2 separate regions of the Homo sapiens genome follow, and region 2 is linked to region 1. Evidence: chromatin contacts called from ENCODE Hi-C or POLR2A ChIA-PET data. All regions are on one chromosome and are shown on one strand. The core of a region is the stretch at or near the end of the contact, and the rest is flanking DNA. Distances in the headings are between cores, read along the strand shown.

Region 1 (6,241 bases), core at 980-3,479:
GGAGGCGTACCCAACAGCTCATTGAGAACAGGCCATGATGACAATGGCGGTTTTGTGGAATAGAAAAGGGGGAAATGTGGGGAAAAGATAGAGAAATCAGATTGTTGCCGTGTCTTGAGTAGAAAAAAGTAGACATAGGAGACTCCATTTTGTTCTGTACTAGGAAAGATTCTTCTGCCTTGGGATGCTGTTGATCTATGACCTTGCCCCCAACCCGGTGCTCTCTGAAACATGTGCTGTGTCCACTCAGGGTTAAATGGATTAAGGGCGGTGCAAGATGGGCTTTGTTAAACAGATGCTTGAAGGCAGCATGCTCCTTAAGAGTCATCACCACTCCCTAATCTCAAGTACCCAGGGACACAAACACTGCGGAAGGCCACAGGGTCCTCTGCCTAGGAAAACCAGAGACCTTTGTTCACTTGTTTATCTGCTGACCTTCCCTCCACTATTGTCCTATGACCCTGCCAAATCCCCCTCTGCGAGAAACACCCAAGAATGATCAATAAAAAAAAAAAAAAAAAAGAAGAAAAGAAAAGGGCCCCAAAGTGACGTCAGCCCCATCTCAAATTCAAACCCCATAGTAAACGAACAAGATAGACCTTAACTACTGACTAATTCTCCAAAGCAAAAAGTCAGGAAAATAAAAAAATCTCGTTAAGCTGTAAAAAATAAAAATAAAAATAAAAATACATATCCAGGTACATACTCTTTCTTTCTTTGAGACAGAGGCTCGCTCTGTCACCCGTGCAGTGGCAGTCTCGGCTCACTGAGATCTCAGCCTTCCAGGCTCAAGCAATTCTTCGGCCTCCACCTCCGAAGTAGCTGGGACTACAGGCACTCACCACTATGCCTGGCTAATTTTTCGTAGAGATGGGGTTTCGCCATGTTGCCTACGCTGGTCTCAAACTCCTTACCGCAAGCAATCTGTCCACCTCGGCCTCCCAAACTGCTGAGATTACAGGCGTGAGGGATTGTAGGCGTGAGGGATTACAAGCATGAGCCACCGCGCCCTGCTATATTACTTATTTCTTAAACACCTGCAATTCATTAAAATACACCATGTATAAATTATAAATCATAATATTATCAAGAACTGTTATTTCTAAGTGCTGAATAAATGAATATTTCCACTCATTAAAAAAAAAAAAAGTTGTCCGTTCAAAGCCAGTGTCAAGTACCAAAAAAAGAAAATTATCTTGCGGCAGATAATGAGAAATAATGCAGGAGAGGAAAGAGGAACTTTAAAGGCTGTACGTGTAGGATTTTCTTTTTCTCTCTCGGAGGAAAGAACAGCAAAAAGCGAAGAGTGGGAAATGCTGGACTTAAATTCCTTTCTTTAGGTTTACGAACAAAAAAGGAAAGCGAGAAGAAAAACAGAATCAAGGACTTATACAGCAGGAAGTTGCCCTGTAAGCATTTAGTCCAGGGACCTGCCATTCTTATTAAGAGCTAAAACCAAAGAATTAGTGCACGAAAGTAGAAAGAAGACAAGCCGCCATTGTGGAAGGAGCGCAGCGGGACAGAGGCGCGCAGAAGCCTCACCAGACAACCAGGCCCCGTCCCCGTCCCCCGAACTGTGCGGAAAGCGCCACCGAGTCCAGGCGTCTCATTTTACAGCGGAAGACACAAACTCTGAGATCCAAATGACCTGCTCACGGTCACAGCACGAAGCCCGTGGGCCCTGTGTCTACAGTCACCAACTTCCAGGCTTGCGACTAAAGGGAGCCAACGAGCGCGTGAGCGTTTGAGACCAGCTGGCTGAGGGACGCCGAAAATCCCGCGCGGAGGAAGGCGGGAGAGCGCTACCGCTGCTACCAAGGCGGCGGCGCGGGCGCTCGGCCGGGACCCTTCCCTGCGTCGCCACCAGATGGCGCGCTCGGCCCGCCGTTCGCGGCTAAGCTAGGGCGGGTGGGGAGGGAGTAGGGAGGAGGACGTCGGTTGCCTTGGAAATGCAGGGCGCAGCAGCCGCTGCAGTGGAGCCGGTAGGCCTGGCCGGCGGGCTGAAAGGAAGTGCGAGCTGTCCGCCCAGGGCCGGGTATCCGCCCCTGCAGGCTGTGGAGGGGATGTCAGGAGACTGGCTGGCCTCTTTTCTTGGCCCCCGACTCCTTCCAGTCTGACACTGAAGACTTTATAAGCTTCCCCCCGACCACCCTCCACGGGCTCCACTCTCCACGGGCCTGGGCTTGCGCCGCTTCGAGATCAGCCTGGGGGTCGCGCCCTCCTGGTCTTGTCCACGAAGCGCCGTTCTTGGGCCGTTAGGAGCTGCTGGGAAGGGCTCTGATAGGCCCACTCCTCTTCTCCACCCAGGAGATGAGAAGGAGGGCAGGCCTTTTTAATCTGATCAGAATGTTAACCCATCTCTCCGCCTTGCGGTAGAACCCCTGGATACATTATTTGCCCTCTCGAAAGGCAGGCTCTGAATTTGATTCAGGTTTGTAACCTTCACGGTGCCCTCACACAGCCCCTAGCACACAGCAGACGCAGAGCAGACTAAGAATGCCTTCCATTCTTATGAGGCTTTATCACTTGACAGTTTTCCCAAAGCGTTTGGAGCCTCATAGCCCGGACAGCAACTAGGACAGATGGAGGAGGAAACAGGTCAGAGGTTCAGAGACTTGGCCTAGGTTATACAACTCTGTGCAGGAGCTGGGACTAAGCTCGGTCTTGCTTCTCTTAGTGCCTCTCTCACCAAATTCTGAGTCTAGTGAATGCTTTCTGAGGACCTCACATACTCTTGCATCCTTCTCAATACCAGCGCAATGCTCTTCCGCTGTAGGTACTTCATATGTGCTAAGTGTGTTATTGATGTCTTTTACCCTCATATCCCAATTCATAGATTGGTTTCAACTTCTTGCTCTGGATACTACAACATTCTTCTAAAGAAAACACTTGGTTTCTTTTATGAATTTGTCACATTTGTACAGTGCCATGTTGTTGCCTCACTCCCTTCCTTATCCCATAATTTTCTGCTGGGCAAGAGAGAGAGTTGAGGAAGTGATTAAGAGATGGGAAAAAGTGCCCTATCTAAGCCAAAAAAAAAAAAAAAAAAAGGAAAAGAAAGATTCCTGTGATGACAGAGGGGAAAAATAATGACTGGGTATTTATCAGTCTATGTGATAATTGCTCATGGATTGCCTTACAGCCACCTCCAGAAGATCCTCTTTAGACTCACTACTGCTATTTGAAGGTAGAAAGAAGCCTTTTTGTTCTCTACCATTATTATTGCATATTTTTCCCTTATCCTCATAATAATATTTTCATAGTTATTTTTCTTTTCTTTGTTGATAATTCTAAAACTGAAGGACAGTAAGAGTGGGAAAAAAATGTAGTTCTGGTTACTAGAGAAGTTAGTGTAATATACTGCAGTTCAAACTATTTGATATTAGCAACTCTGGATCAGAAGACGGACTAATTTTAAAGCTAAGACTCCAATATCTTTGGGTACTGCAGTAGAAAAATGTGCCATGACTAAAGGATTGGTGAAGAAAATACATGCTAATGTAATGTACATCATCAGTCGTCCAAGTGAAACTTGAAAATGTCACTCATCTAGATATTTTTAAATACCTTGATTTTAATATATGATTTTAACATATTTCCAAACCGGGCAAATTTTACATTTTAACACTAACAATTTTGGTCCCTATCATATATACATAATCAATATGAAAAGCGGTCTCAATTTTTAAAATTAATGTTTTAGGTGGTACTATTACCACTGAATGGCTTTAAATTAATTCAGGATTTTTAAAAACATTTACTGGAGACCATTTCTAATTAAGTTAAACATGTGTTCTGTGCAATCTCATTTGCAGTAGCCACAAAACGAATAAACTACCTGGGAACCCCCTGCCCAGTGCCATACCCCCAGTGCCTGTCCCCAGATCGAGGCTTGGGCCCCTTCAGCCATGTCTATCACAAGCACCACCAGCATGTCTGACAAACTGCCCTACAAAGTCACTGACATTGGCCTGGACTTCTGGGGATGCAAAGCCCTGGATATTGTGGAGAACCAGATGCCGGGCCTGACGTGCATGTGGGAGCTGTACTCAACCCTCCAAGCCCTCGAAGGGCACGCGCATCACCAGTTGCCTCCATAGGACCCATGGAGATGGCCATCCTCATTGAGACCCTCATTACCCTGGGTGCCAAGCTGCAGTGGTCCAGCTGCAACATCACCCAGGACCATGAGGCAGCTGCCATTGCCAAGGCTGGCATTCCAGTTGTACGCCTGGAAGGGCGAAACAGAGGAGGAGTACCTGTGGTGCACCAAGCAGACATTATACTTCAAAGACGGCCTCCTCAACGTGATTCTGGATGTCGCTTGGGCCCCCACCAACCTCATCCACACCAAGTACCCACAGCTCTTGTCGGGGATGTGAGGCATCTTCAAGGAGACCATGATTGGGGTCCACAAGCTACACAAGATGATGGCCAATGGGATCCTGAAAGTGCCTGCCATCAATGTCAACAACTCCGTCACCAAGAGCAAGTTTGACAACCTCTCCGGCTGCCAGGAGTCCCTCATAGATAGCATCAAGTGGGCCACAGACGTGATGATTGCCAGCAAGGTAGCAGTGGTAGCAGGCTGTGGCGACATGGGCAAAGGCTGTGCCCAGGCCCTGTGGGGTTTCAGGCCCATGTCATCATCATCAAGATCGACCCCATCAACATACTGCAGGCTGCCATGAAGGGCTATGAGGTGGCCACCATAGACGAGGCCTGTCAGGAGGACAACATCTTTGTCACCACCACAGGCTGTGTTAACATCATCCTTGGCTGGCACTTTAAGCAGATGAAGGATGATGCCATCATTTGTAACACTGGACACTTTGACATGGAGATTGATGTCAAGTGGCTCAACAAGAATACTGTGGAGAGAGTCAACATCAAGCCCCAGGTGGACTGGTATCAGCTGAAGAATGCACACCACATCATCCTGCTAGCTGAGGGTCAGCTGGTCAACCTGGGTTGTGCCATGGGCCACCTCAGCTTCTTGATAAGTAACTCCTTCACCAACCAAGTGATGGCGCAGACTGAGCTGCAGACCCACCCAGACAAGTACCAGGTTATGGTTCTCTTCCTGCCCAAGAAGCTGAATGAGGCAATGGCTGAAGCCCACCTGGGCAAGCTGAATGTGAAATTGACCAAGCTGACTGAGCTGCAAGCCCATTACCTGTACTTGTCCCGTGATGGCCCCTTCAAGCCAGATCACTACCACTACTGAAAGCCAGACCTGCCCTTCGCCTTCCAACTGCTGTCCTTGTCCAGGCCCTGCCTCTCCTCCCTAAGAGCAAATGGCACCCACTTTGTGATTGGTTTGTCAGTGTCCCCTATTGACTCCCTGGGGCTGGTCACTCAGTTTTTGGCCTCTGCTGCATCCCTCATACTGTTCCAAGTGTGGCAGGGGGAATTGAGAGGCCCCTCCTCAAGCCTTGGTCATGATAGGGGTACAAGGGAGACAGCCACAGGGAACTATGAATTCAATGATCTTGGAACTTCTCACTAAGTCAGTCCTTCCTTAGCCTGGAAGTTGGTAATGGAGTCACAAAGCCCATATACTTTACCATCTAGGCATTCACCCGGTCTGTGGACTTATACCTGTGTGCTTGGTTCACAGGTTCAGTGGTACCTCAGCCCATGACAGAAAAGCAGCAGCTATATTGAAGGGCAAAGAGGAACTGTTGTTTGAATTTTCCTGAGAGCCTGACTTAGTGCTGGGCCTTCTCTTCCACCTCATAACAATGAGGTTGGTACTTTTAGTCTCTGTTTTATAGGAGTTAGAATAGACTGTTAAGGGACAACTGAGAAAGGACAGAGAATTGATAGCCAGAGGTTGAGAGGGGCCATAAAAACATAAAAGCAAGCATAGATCTGCTACCACTTTGTAACAAGATAATTCCTATCACAACCCTGGGTCAAAAAGAGAATAATCTGGTCCATAATGTTTATGTTAAAAAAAAATAAAAAGCAGGAAGGTGGGTAAATAAAAATCTTGGTGCCTTAAAAAAAAAAAAAAAAAAAAAACCCCTAGGAATACAGCTTACCAAGAAGGTAAATGAGTTCTACAATGAGAATTTCAAAACACTGCTGAAATAAGTCAGAGATGAACACAAACAAATGGAAAAACATTCAATGTCATTTTTCATGGAATTAAACAAAACTATTCTAAAATTCATATGGAACCAAAACAGAGCCCTAATCACCAAATCAACCCCAAACAATAAGAGCAAAGCCAGGG
Region 2 (6,241 bases), core at 2,655-5,154, 110 kb after region 1:
AAGGGAGTGGGTTCGCCCCCTTTTGTTCTCTCTCTGCCTTTCTGCCTGCCGTGTGATACCTTCCACCATACTATCATGCACCAAGAAGGCCCTTGCCAAATCCCAGTACGCTGATACTAGACTTTCCAGCCTCCACAACTGTAAGCCAATAATTTCTCTCTTTATAAACTACCCAGTCTATGGTATTCTGTTACATCAGCACAAACAGACTTAGACAATGCTTCAAACATGTTTTCCTAATACTGATGTGTAATCAAAACATTTAGAGACCATGGTGCTACTAAATAGGATTCCACAGAGACACTGAGTCACAGAACAGTTAGGCTGTTTTGGGGTAATGTTTAAAACATGACCAGGCCATTAGTGGTACGTTGAATCCAGTTGCTTAAGGATATAAATTATACAGTGCTGCATTTCATTTATTTATATTAAAGATAATGTGATTCCTCAGCTTCCCCTGTGAGATAGTGCTAAAAGACAGGATTTCTCTACTATATACATGTAGGGGTCTGTCCTTTGGGTTAAGTCTAGTGCCACAAATAATTGCTTCTTGTGTTTATGCTCAACAAAACCCCACCTTGGGTTTCTGCCCATCAACAACATAACAAAGTAATGCCAACATTAACCCTGTCACCTTGAATGCATTACCCATTTTGTTTTTTTGTTTTTTTTTTTTTTTTTTTTTTTGAGACAGACTCTCTGTCGCCCAGGCTGGAGTACAGTGGTGCGATCTCAGCTCACTGCAACCTTCGCCTCCCAGGTTTCAGCAATTCTCCTGCCTCAGCCTCCTGAGTTGCTGGGACTACAGGTGCCTGCCACCACGCCTGGCTAATTTTTGTATTTTTTGTAGAGACAGGGTTTCACCATGTTGGTCAGCCTGGTTTCGAACTCTTGACCTCGTGATCTGCACCCCTCCCCCAGCCTCCCAAAGTGCTGGGATTACAGGTGTGAGCCACCGCACCCGGCCCGCATTACGCATTTTGTTTTAGGGGATGCCACACAGTGACCTGGGAGCATTCCACTTTGAATGTATGTTGTATCTGAACCTCTCTAAAACTGTTTTTCCCCCCCCAAAGACAGGGTCTAGCTCTGTTGCCCAGGCTGGAGTACAGTGGTGTGATCATTGCTAACTGTAGCCTCCAATTCCTGGGCTCAAGTGATCCTTCCACTTTAGCCTCCAAAAGTGTTGATATCACAGGTGTGAGCCACTGTGCCCAATTCTCCTCTTAGAATTAGAGAATAAGGACAATTCAGGGAATAGGAACAATTTCCAAAAACAGGGCAACCTTTAAATATTTTCTTAGTCAGTTTCAAATATTTTCATTTGATCCTTACAGCAAAATGATAAAGTACACAAAGTAATACCACAATTTTACAGGTAAGGAAACTAAGGCTCAAAGTTACATAGAGAATTTGCTCTCAACACATGGTTAGCTGAGGAGTCAAGTCAAGACTGCTGAATTGTGACCCCCCAAAAGATGTGTTGAAGTCCTAACCCCTGGTGCCCATAAATTTGACCCTACTTGGAAACAGGGTCTTTGTAGATGTAATCAAGTTAAGATGAGGTCTTTGGAGTGACCCTAATTTGATGACCAGTGTCCTTATAAGGAGAGGCACGTGGAGGTAGAGACCCATAGAGAGAATGCCATGTTGACAGGTAGAGACTAAATGGCTACAGATGCAAACTATGGAACGAATGGGGCTACCAAAAGCTGGAAAAGCCAAGGAAGGACCCTCCTCTAGAAAATTCAGAGGGAGCATGGCTCTGCCGATACCCTGATTTCTCCAGAAGTGATAGAAAACAAATTTCTGTTTTAATTTCTGTTTTTAAGAGCTTAAAAACTTTTAACATGCTTAATCAAGTTTGTGGTACACTTTGTTACAGCAGTCCTAGGAAACTATAATATAAACTCTAATGCAGATCTGCTGGTTCCAAGGCTGGTGTTTTTTTCCTCTTCAAACTCTGCTATCCCAATTAATTTCAATTCAGCTAGAATTTACGGCTATATTGAATTTACAAGAAAAAGTTAAAGTTGGAGTAGAGAAATAATTTTTTAAAGGAACTTTTCTAGTAAATGTGAGACAATACATTCCCATTCTTTCTGTATACACAGTATTATACATGGTCACTGATGTTCGTCATGAAGATTCTGCAGAACTTCACAGGCACCCCGGACTTTAAGAATACTTTCTGGTTTTATTTATTAAGACAAGAAATTAGATTTCTACCTTTTCGAGAATGTCCTCAGCAAAAACCTAGTAATAAGCAAGGTCTTATTCTATAAGTTGTCTTGTTAGCAATAGTGATCAGCAGATGAGACTTCTAACATTTCTATTTCGAATGATTCAGGTGTGTGTACTAGGAGCTAGTTTTCACCTATGGTACTACATCCCAATCCCCAAGGAAACGTCCCTCATGGTATTCTGCAGTAGGCAAGGATGAATGAGCACAACACATTGCTTACAAGGCAAAAAGCCTTCTTCACAGAAATCCAGCTGGAGAGATCGGCTGACAGAGGAGGTACTGCCAATACTCACAATTAACACACCAAGAGAATAAAACAACAACAACAAAACCAAAAAACAAAACCAAAACGAAACCTAAAAGCAGCCACTAGTTCTTAAATACAAGAAAGTACTTTAAAAGGCTTTTTCTAAGACTTAAATTATTCGAATATCTAAAGGCAACAGTGTTCCCATTTAGAAGGATAAAAAGCACTCACAACAAGCCATCATTTCCTTTCAGACACTTAACTGATGTCAGACTGATTTAAAATTAGCCACTGCAAACAACAAAAAACAGCAGCCATTTTGCATCTTTAACCATATCCTCCATAAACAAAACTGGCAGTCCTCCTTTAAAAAAAGGCCTAATACCAGTCAAGAAACCAACAAAACTTGGCCAGGAGCAGTGGCTCATGCCTATAATCCCAGCACTTTTGGAAGCCAAGGTGGGAGGACTGCTTGAGATCAGGAGTTCAAGACCAGTCTGATGTATGCTTGCTCTACAAAAAATTAAAAATTAGTCAGGCATTGTGGTGTGTGCCTGCAGTCTTAGCTACCCTGGAGGCTGAGGCTACAGTGAGCCATGATTGTGCCATTGCACTCCAGCCTGGGGGACAGAGTGAGACCCTGTCTCAAAAAAACAAAACAAACAAACAAAAACAACAAAAAAGAAACCAACAGTTAATTTTAAAATTAAATGCCCAAAGGTAATACTCTGTATTTTTCATATTGCTTCTGGGAAAATAGGCAGATTGATATGTGATCAGTGGGAATTTTTCATATAAGGAAATAAGATGACAACAACAACCCTTGTCACCCCCAAAGAGCTTCAAAAATACCTAAACTGCCATATAAACATTCATTTAAAAAGTGTTATTTCATATCACAATGACTTTCAGAAGAAAATTGAAACTATAACTGTCTTCATGCTTAATAACATAATAGCTGTATATTGCAACTAAAGAATTAGTTTATGAACTACTGGCTTAGCAATGGACATTTCAATTTATGTAAAGCACCAGTAAGAGAAAGCAGGAGTCCCCTTTCCAGACACACTAGCAATCTGTACCAAGTAACCAAATAGTAAGACTGTGAGGAAGCACAGAAGAGAAACAAAAGGAAAACCACAAGGACCTAGAATTTATCATGAAGTTAAACATCTAGGAAGATGCACTAATGTAGAACAACATAATAAAGACAGCTACAATGTTAGGCATGAAACAGAAAAACAATAGTATCTGTTGTTAAACAATTCCATGAAAATATCTAAAAAATACAGAAAAATGACTCAACACACACACACACACACACACACACACACACACACACACACACACACACGGAGAAAAGGGTATGTGTATAGGAATTCATAAGTTCAAAGCTACAGCGCAGTCTACTGAATTAAAGCCATAATGACAATTTCCTGAAGAATTGAATCAAGTCTGAGCTAACAGCCATCTGGAAGGTGTTAGCTGCTTCCTCATAAACAAGCACTAATGCAGTGCTTAGAGTAACCTAGATAAAATGTAAGACACACAACACACTGGAATGTCTCACTAAATGGCAACAAGATAAAGGTATCTGAGAGGGCTAGAGCTCTCTCAAAAATGTTAACTTGATATAATAGTAATCAGGCAAGAGACCAAGAGCTACAAGTTATGCCTTAGGTAAGTAACAGCTCTCAAAACAAACACTTCAAAGAGCAAGGAAGAATTTTGGGAACAGCTGTAGAAATTAGATTTGATTAAAAGATTCCATTTTGATGGAATTTCATTTTTCATTTAAACTACCATTTACTTTACCCCATACAAAGAGATGGATGATCTCTGCCCTTAATAATTTTTTAATCCAATTGAAAAAAAGGGAACAAAACAATGAAAGAACAATTAAAAGGTAATTCATTAAGAAAAATCTTTTGGTTTCGGCTAGCATTCTACGGACAAAATTAATCCAAGAGACTGGCTGAGAATCATTAAACATGCTTTAAAGCATGAGAAAAACCTTATCTAGTTCAAAGATAAACAGTTTACTTTTTTCTTTTTAAAAAACAGACAGTCTCACTATGTTGCCCAGGTTGGTCTGGAACTCCTGCACTTAAGTGATCCTCCTACCTCAGCCTCCCAAAGTGCTAGTATTACAGACATGAGCCACTGTGTTCGGCCAACAGTTTAATTTTTAATTATTAAAAATGTTCAATCATAAACATAAAATAAAGCTGTCTTCATTCCTCAGGTGAGCCGTCTAATGTTTTAGCTCACCATAACTATTAGCCAACAAATCAAACCAATTTTGAACACCACTGCAAGTTATTATAATGGTTACAAGTAAGTGAAATGAGAGATTAAGGAGGGGCAGAGTAAGTTATATGATGAAAAAGGTAAGTTTACAAGGTGATTCATTTACTTAACAAATAATGTCCAAAAACTATTACATGTCAGGCACTGTTCTAGGAACTAGGGACAGAGAAGTAAACATGCCAGAGAAGCTTGCCTTCATGAAGCTTATAATCTAGTAAAGAAAGCCCTTGCTAGACTGGATGGATGCCAGGTAGTCACAAGGTCTGTAAGAAAAAATAATGCAGAATAAGGAAAAGAATTCCAGATCTCATAAGGATGTGAAAGGGACACCAGATGACTGAAGACTGGACAAAGAATAAACCCACTTTATGGCAGGTGAAGGACTTATGGAAAAGACAAATAACAGCAGAACACTGGATACTTATTGAGAATTGTAAAAGCATGGAATCGAAGAACTTGAATATTCCGTTAACTCATTATTACTCTTATAAATAGGGAGGCTTCATGAGGTTGTTTTAAGATGGAAGGAAAGCTGAGAAAAGGCTTTAAATGTTCAGTTATATTTAGATTCACCTCCTTAGGCTGGACACAGTGGCTCACACCTGTAATCCCAACACTTTGGGAGGCCCAGGAGGGAGGATCACTTGAGGCCAGGAGTTTGAGACCAGCCTGGCCAACATGGTGAAACCCTGTCTCTACTAAAAATTAGTTGGGTGTGGTGGCGTGTGCCTGTAATCCCAGCTGCCGGGGAGGCTGAGGCAGGAGGTTTAACACAGGAGGCAGAGGCTGCAGTGAGCTGAAATCGTACCACTGCCCTCCAGCCTGGGGGACAGAGTGAGACTCCATTACCCACACACAAAAAAGATTCACCTCCCTAAATGTTTGAGTATGGAGATGGGTATTACAAATACTGCCTACAAAAGATTGTTCCAATATTTACAAAACGGATTAAATCGGGGAGGCAGAGAACATGAGTGACTATTGCAAAACAAGTGTGAATAAAGAGGTTCCAAGACTGGGTGAAAGCTGTAGAATGCAAGGAGAAGGGTGGGTCTAATTATAGCAGAGGAATAATTAGTGAGACTTTGTGATTAGATACATGCAGAACAAAGGAATTACAAAATAATTAAAAGTAACATTAACAAATTTAAGATTCTGACTTTCAAATGATTCAAATGACTATGTAGAGAGACCAAAGCTTCTTCAAGCCATTTCATTGCTGCCTGATTTTATTTTCCTAGTTATCAATTTGCTTCCTTCATTTGCTTTTTCAGTAATACTTAAGTACTCATTTCAAATTTTATCTTTCAACTAGAAACTTATTACCCTAATGTTCTCATTCACTTCTCTTCTGATATAAAGTAATTAAGAAAAGGTATTTCTGTCCCTGTTTTTTTTCATGCACAAGGAAATTCTGGCACTTTTCTGGTGTTTCTGTG

The links. A loop is a pair of places that touch in the nucleus more often than their neighbours do. ChIA-PET counts read pairs that join two places held with the same protein, here RNA polymerase II (POLR2A). Pooled maps may share reads with other maps.
Region 2: a map of naive thymus-derived CD4-positive, alpha-beta T cell shows a loop between it and region 1 (4-fold over the local background). The contact joins the enhancer-like site here to the promoter of CCDC83 in region 1. A Hi-C loop is called at or near these places in 4 of 168 maps with a recorded cell type or tissue (CD14-positive monocyte, CD8-positive, alpha-beta T cell, ascending aorta and 1 more) and 2 of 50 pooled maps. POLR2A ChIA-PET finds 5 or more read pairs at or near these places in 3 of 52 experiments (HEK293, T-cell and activated CD4-positive, alpha-beta T cell).

Annotation. Positions count from the first base shown.
Region 1 is chr11:85,853,154-85,859,394 of GRCh38, forward strand. It overlaps CCDC83 (coiled-coil domain containing 83), which reads left to right and starts at 2,230. Exons shown (of 11, transcript NM_001286159.2): 1 at 2,230-2,431. It also overlaps a transcript of SYTL2 not described here and the pseudogene AHCYP6.
Region 2 is chr11:85,965,152-85,971,392 of GRCh38, forward strand. The region is part of intron 19 of PICALM (phosphatidylinositol binding clathrin assembly protein); the gene reads right to left. Among named protein-coding and RNA genes, the nearest start is that of PICALM, 100 kb to the right of the region's middle. Within about 2 kb of position 3,905, at least 2 of the 41 ENCODE cell types and tissues checked have a DNase peak (open chromatin) inside an H3K27ac peak, as active enhancers do.